Linked DNA regions of Homo sapiens: region 1 is linked to region 2. Evidence: chromatin contacts called from ENCODE Hi-C or POLR2A ChIA-PET data. All regions are on one chromosome and are shown on one strand. The core of a region is the stretch at or near the end of the contact, and the rest is flanking DNA. Distances in the headings are between cores, read along the strand shown.

Region 1 (2,700 bases), core at 116-2,615, 47 kb after region 2:
TTTTTCTTTTAAAAAAATTATGATCATGCATTGCTCCAAAATTTAAAAATAAAAAACTACTTAAAATGACTAGCATTTATTTGGCCATTTGCTCTTTCACTCACACAGTGAGATGTTAGGACTGTGTATCTGCCACTGGCCTGTCTCCTTAGGAACTTGCAGTCTAGTAGGCCCTTGCATCTCTCAGCTTCACAGTCTGCTCTCCCTCTTCCCTATTTTATTCTCCATCAACACTGAATTACTGGTCAATTCCCTAAAAAAAACCTGCAGCTACATGCTACTATGCTTTCATACATGTGATTTTTGTTCCCTTACCTTTCCATCCCTTCTCACTAAATCTGCCCAATTAATTTTTCTTAATTCTTGTTTGTCCTTTAAAGCCCCTTCCAAATATTAGTTACCTTCCTTTGTGAACTTCCCAGCTCACTCTCTTTTTTATTTCCCAGCCAAGGGGAAAAAAATCTCTCCCTCCTGCTGCCTCTCATACATTATGCATATTTTTGTTATTGAACTTTGTACTTACCCTGCATCATAATTACTAGCTCACATATGTGTCTTCCCTAAAAGTACAGTTTTATTCAGTGTTGTGTCCTGGTAATTAGCACAATGCTTGGCACAGAATAGATGCTCAAAAATATTTTAATTCAATTGAATTCAGAACACAGGGCATTCTGGGTAGAATGAGCCACATAAACAAAGGCCAACGTTATGAATTATGAGAACCTGTTCCGAGGACATGAGCTAGTTTGGCTAGATGGGAACATTCATACTGGGAAATATGATTTAATTATTTTGGCAAGGCTGATATTGGGGGCTCTTGAAAGCCATATAAAGCAGATTGAATATTGGTAAGTAAATATTGATTGAATGAAGAACATTTCTCACTTCCTTCCAGTCTTTGCTGAAATCTCTCTTCTCAATAGGCTTATCCTGACCACCTCTTTAAAACTGTTGCCTCTTTATTCACCCATCCCCTGACTCCAGCATTCTTGATCTTCCTCTCCCTGTTCTTCCTCCTTTTCCCATAGCACTTGTCATCTTCTGTGTAGCACAGCCTATATGATTTACTCATTCATTACAGTTTTTATTTATTGTCTGTCTTTCCCACTAGAATTTAAACTCTTCGGGCCAAGACTATCTTGTTCACTGACCATTCCCAAGCACCTAGAACACTGTCTGACACATAGTAGGTGTCCAGTCAATATTTGTTGAGTGAATGAATCCTAAATTAATGAACTTCAGTATCGTGTACAGAGCTGGCATAGAAGCTTAGGTATGATTCAAATGGCCTGTTTCTGAAAGAAACAAGTTTATTCTGTAAAACTGCCAAGATTGCATCAGCTATTTGTATTATAATCTGGGCAGGGCAGAGGGAGGGAGGTGGGGCAAACATTGTGTTAAGTTTGCTTGTTTAAAAACCAAGTTGGGAAGTAAAAAGTATTAAAGACTTTTGAGTTTATGTATTCCTTACCTAGAAATCATTGTTTCATGTGGTGACTCATACCCATGCTTTAATAATTTCTCTCTCTTTCTTTCTCCACAGACCTTTGTAGTATTAAACAGAGGGAAAACTCTCTTCAGATTTAGTGCCACGCCTGCCTTGTACATTTTAAGTCCTTTTAACCTGATAAGAAGAATAGCTATTAAAATTTTGATACATTCATATCCTTTTCGGCAAATGTGGAGTGAGTGCGGCAATTGCATGGTTGCTTGTTTACCTTTCCAATATTTGACAACTGGATTATATGTTAAGTTTTTTACTGATAGTGTAGTTAACTAGCCCATCAGTCAGAGGTTTAAGAGTGAACTCCTGCCACATCCCAAGCTAAGCTTCAGCAAATTATTATTTTTTTTCTTAGGATGATATTGTGGGAATCTGAAATTTTGTTTGGTATCATTGTATGGACAAATTAAAATAACCTTTGTTGAAGTCTTAACTTTATTTAGTACTCAGACTTCAGTGATTTCTTTCTGTGGCCAACTATTCAGCTTAATATATTAAAAGCCATTATTAGAGGTTTTTGAAAGTCCTTCTTGAGTTACAAATAGTTGGATGAATGCTTTAGAAATCAGCTTTGAATTTTTAAAAAATTTTTTGAGCAGTGAGCTTAGAAAGTGAGATAGTTCTCAGATGAAATAACCTCCTTGTTACAGAGGTTTAGATGCAGATTGTAGGATAAATAGGAATTTTTTCTGGTATTTTTACTCACCTTAAATAGAAAAATGCCAATTTATTCAAGTGGCCTGAGTTACACCTTATTAACATATGAGAGTGCATGTGGCAAATGAAAAATTATTTGATGGATTTAGTGATGTTGCATGGTGGCTTGAAACTTCCATGGCTGGTCGATATTTAACAGCATGTAGTCCCATGCTTCGAAGATTACTGTATCCTCCAAGTAGGATGAGGAAGCCAGCAGTGGCAACTTGGTGAATTGGTTTAGAAGCTTTTGCCACATTTTATTAACTCTTGAGAATTTAGCAACATGGTTGTGAAATCTGTAGTTTAGAAGCAACACACTTCTGAAACCTGAAAGTTTATAAGGAAATAAATAATTCACAGTGGACTTCTTCCTTTCTGTTGGATCAGAAGATGGAGTGTTTTTTCTCTTCTGGTTCCAAAAAGCATGAAGACAAATCCAGCTGTAATGAAGAAAAAAAAATCCAGCTGTAAGAAATATTTTCTCTTTTTAAAACTCC
Region 2 (2,700 bases), core at 8-2,507:
GGTCACAACTGAAGGGGACATTCTGGAAATGGAGCCATTTGATGGGAAACTTTAAACTAGGTTTTTTTCACTCATAGATACAAGAATGGTAATTAGGCTGAGTAATAAGATGTGAGTAATTCTCTCTGGAACTCTTAAGTGGAAAAGTGAAAAGCCAGAGCTTTAGATGCTGGTGCCTTACTAGAAATAATGAATGAGAAAATGGGGAAATAAAGAAAGTACACCCAAGATAGAGATAAATAATATTTAAAAAGTTTAAGGTGGTTCCTCCTTCATTTTATATGATTTTAAGTGTTGTTTTTAAATCTGGCCTTAAATGATATGATTTCTTAATATTAGGTATGTTTTATCAGTATTCATTTTTTAACATACGTATAGAAAAATGCAATGACTGTATAGCTTCATAAATTTTCAGTGCACAGCAACCCAGAAGCCCACCCAACTTCTCCTAATCACTGCCTTTCCCCAAAGATAACTACTACACCCAGAGTTTTTGTTTTTGTTTGTTTGTTTTGAGACGCAATCTCGCTCTGTCGCCCAGGCTGGAGTGCAATGGCGCCATCTGGGCTCATTGCAAGCTCTGCCTCCTAGGTTCACGCCATTCTCCTGCCTCAGCCTCCCAAGTAGGTAGGACTACAGGAACCCGCCACCACGCCTGGCTAATTTTTTTTCTATTTTTAGTAGAGACGGGGTTTCACCATGTTAGTTGGGGTGGTCTTGATCTCCTGACCTCGTGATCCGCCTGCCTCGGCCTCCCAAAGTGCTGGGATTACATGCGTGAACCACAGCGCCTGGCCGAGTATTTGTTTTTTAATAATACAATCTTTATAGAATGCCTCAACTCATTATGTCGCTGTTTGTATCTGGAGTAAGTCAGCCTGTTGGCCCATCACCATCTTCCACCTAGTAATCTGAATGAAGGCATGGTAACTTTAGCCCAAGAAGGTGCTCCATTTTATTGACAACAAATGTCATACTCCCAAATCATCATTTAACTTTTATTGCAGAGATCCTAAACTATGGGTGTGTAGAAAGGTGGAGAACAGAAATTTACTTATATAGTTTATTTGGCATGAGCTCTGGTTTCCTTGGATATTGAAGACCTCAAAACCGCTGGGTCTGTTATTTAAGAGATATTAAAATCAATTTGCTTCCCAGTTTCAACATTGTCTTTCTTAAGACAATAGCTGGATACCATTCTTTCATTTATGCCACAAACAACTATCCAGTGGCCTACTGTGTTCCTCTTTCAGGGCAAAGCATGATGCAATGCAAGGCATTGTGGAGTATGTGATGATTAATAAGCATACTTTTTGCCTTAAGGCACTTATAACCAAGTAAGCAAAATGAAATACATAAATATAAAACGATACAGGCATACCTCATTTTATTGGGCTTTGCTTTATTGTAATTTGCAGATACTGCATTTTTTTACAAATTGTAAGTTTGTGCCAAACCTGCATTGATTGAGCAAGTCTGTCGGGACCATTTTTTCCAGAAGCATATGCTCACTTTGTGTCTCTGTGTCACATTTTGGTAATTTTTGCAATATTTCAATTTTTTTCATTATTACATCTGTTATGGCGATCAGTGATCTTTGTTGTTACTATTGTAATTGTTCTGGGGTGCCATGAACCACACTCATATGACAGGGAACTTAATAAATGTTATGTGTGTTCTGACTGCTCCACTGACCAGCTGTTCCCCCATCTCTCTCCCTCTCCTCAGGCCTCTCTTTTCCCTGAGACACAACAATATTGAAATTAGGCCAACTAATAGCCTTACATGGCCTCTTAGTGTTCAAGTAAAAGGAAGAGTTGCACATCTGTCACCTTAAAGGCTAGAAATGATTAAACTTAGTGAGGAAGGCATATCAAAAGCCAACTTAGGCCAAAAGCTAGGCCACTTGTGCCAGTTAACCAAGTTGTTAATGCAAAGGAGCAGTTCTTGAAGGAAATTAAAAGTGCTACTCTAGTGAACACACAAATAATAAGAAAATGGAACAGCCTTAATGCTGATATGGAGAAAGTTCGAATGGTCTGGATAGAAGATCGTACTAGCCACAACATTTCCTTAAGCCAACGCCCAATCCAGAGCAAGGCCCTAATTCTCTCCAATTCTATGAAAGCTGAGGGAGGTGAGGAAGCTGCAGGAGAAAAATTGGAAGCTAGCACAGGTTGGTTCAAGAGATTTAAGCAAAGAAGTCATCTCCAGAACATGACAGTATAAGATGAAGGAGCAAGCGCTGATGGAGAAGCTACAGTAAGTTATCCAGAAGATCTAGCTAAGATCATTAATTGATGACGGTGACCATACTAAACAATGGATTTTGAATGTAGAGAAACAACCTTCTATTGGAAGAAGATGCCATCTAGGACTTTCATAGCTAGAGAGGAGAAGTCAATTCCTGGCTTCAGAGTTTCAAAGGACAGGCTGACTCTCCTGTTAGGAGCTAATGCAGCTGGTGACTTTAAGTGGAAGCCAGCGCTTATTTACCATTCTGAAAATGGTAATTAATGGCCTCTTAAGAATTATACTAGATCTACTCTACCTGTGCCCTATAAATGGAACAACAAGGCCTAGATAACAGGATGGTTTACTAGATATTTTAAGCCCACTGTTGAGACCTACTGCTCAGAAAAAAAAGATCCCTTTCAACATATTAATACTCATTGACAGTATACTTGGTCACCCAAGAGC

The links. Hi-C counts contacts between places; a loop is a spot of excess contacts on that map. ChIA-PET counts read pairs that join two places held with the same protein, here RNA polymerase II (POLR2A).
Region 1: a map of PC-3 shows a loop between it and region 2 (2.6-fold over the local background). The contact joins two enhancer-like sites. A Hi-C loop is called at or near these places in 3 of 168 maps with a recorded cell type or tissue (CD8-positive, alpha-beta T cell, Caco-2 and PC-3). POLR2A ChIA-PET finds 5 or more read pairs at or near these places in 2 of 52 experiments (GM12878 and MCF 10A).

What each region holds. Positions count from the first base shown.
Region 1 is chr12:51,682,631-51,685,330 of GRCh38, forward strand. It overlaps SCN8A (sodium voltage-gated channel alpha subunit 8), which reads left to right. Exons shown (of 27, transcript NM_001330260.2): 3 at 1,544-1,662. Among named protein-coding and RNA genes, the nearest start is that of SCN8A, 93 kb to the left of the region's middle. Within about 2 kb of position 1,366, at least 4 of the 41 ENCODE cell types and tissues checked have a DNase peak (open chromatin) inside an H3K27ac peak, as active enhancers do; they include PC-3, where a contact is called at or near this core.
Region 2 is chr12:51,635,499-51,638,198 of GRCh38, forward strand. All of the region lies in intron 1 of SCN8A (sodium voltage-gated channel alpha subunit 8), which reads left to right. Among named protein-coding and RNA genes, the nearest start is that of SCN8A, 46 kb to the left of the region's middle. Within about 2 kb of position 1,258, at least 2 of the 41 ENCODE cell types and tissues checked have a DNase peak (open chromatin) inside an H3K27ac peak, as active enhancers do; they include PC-3, where a contact is called at or near this core.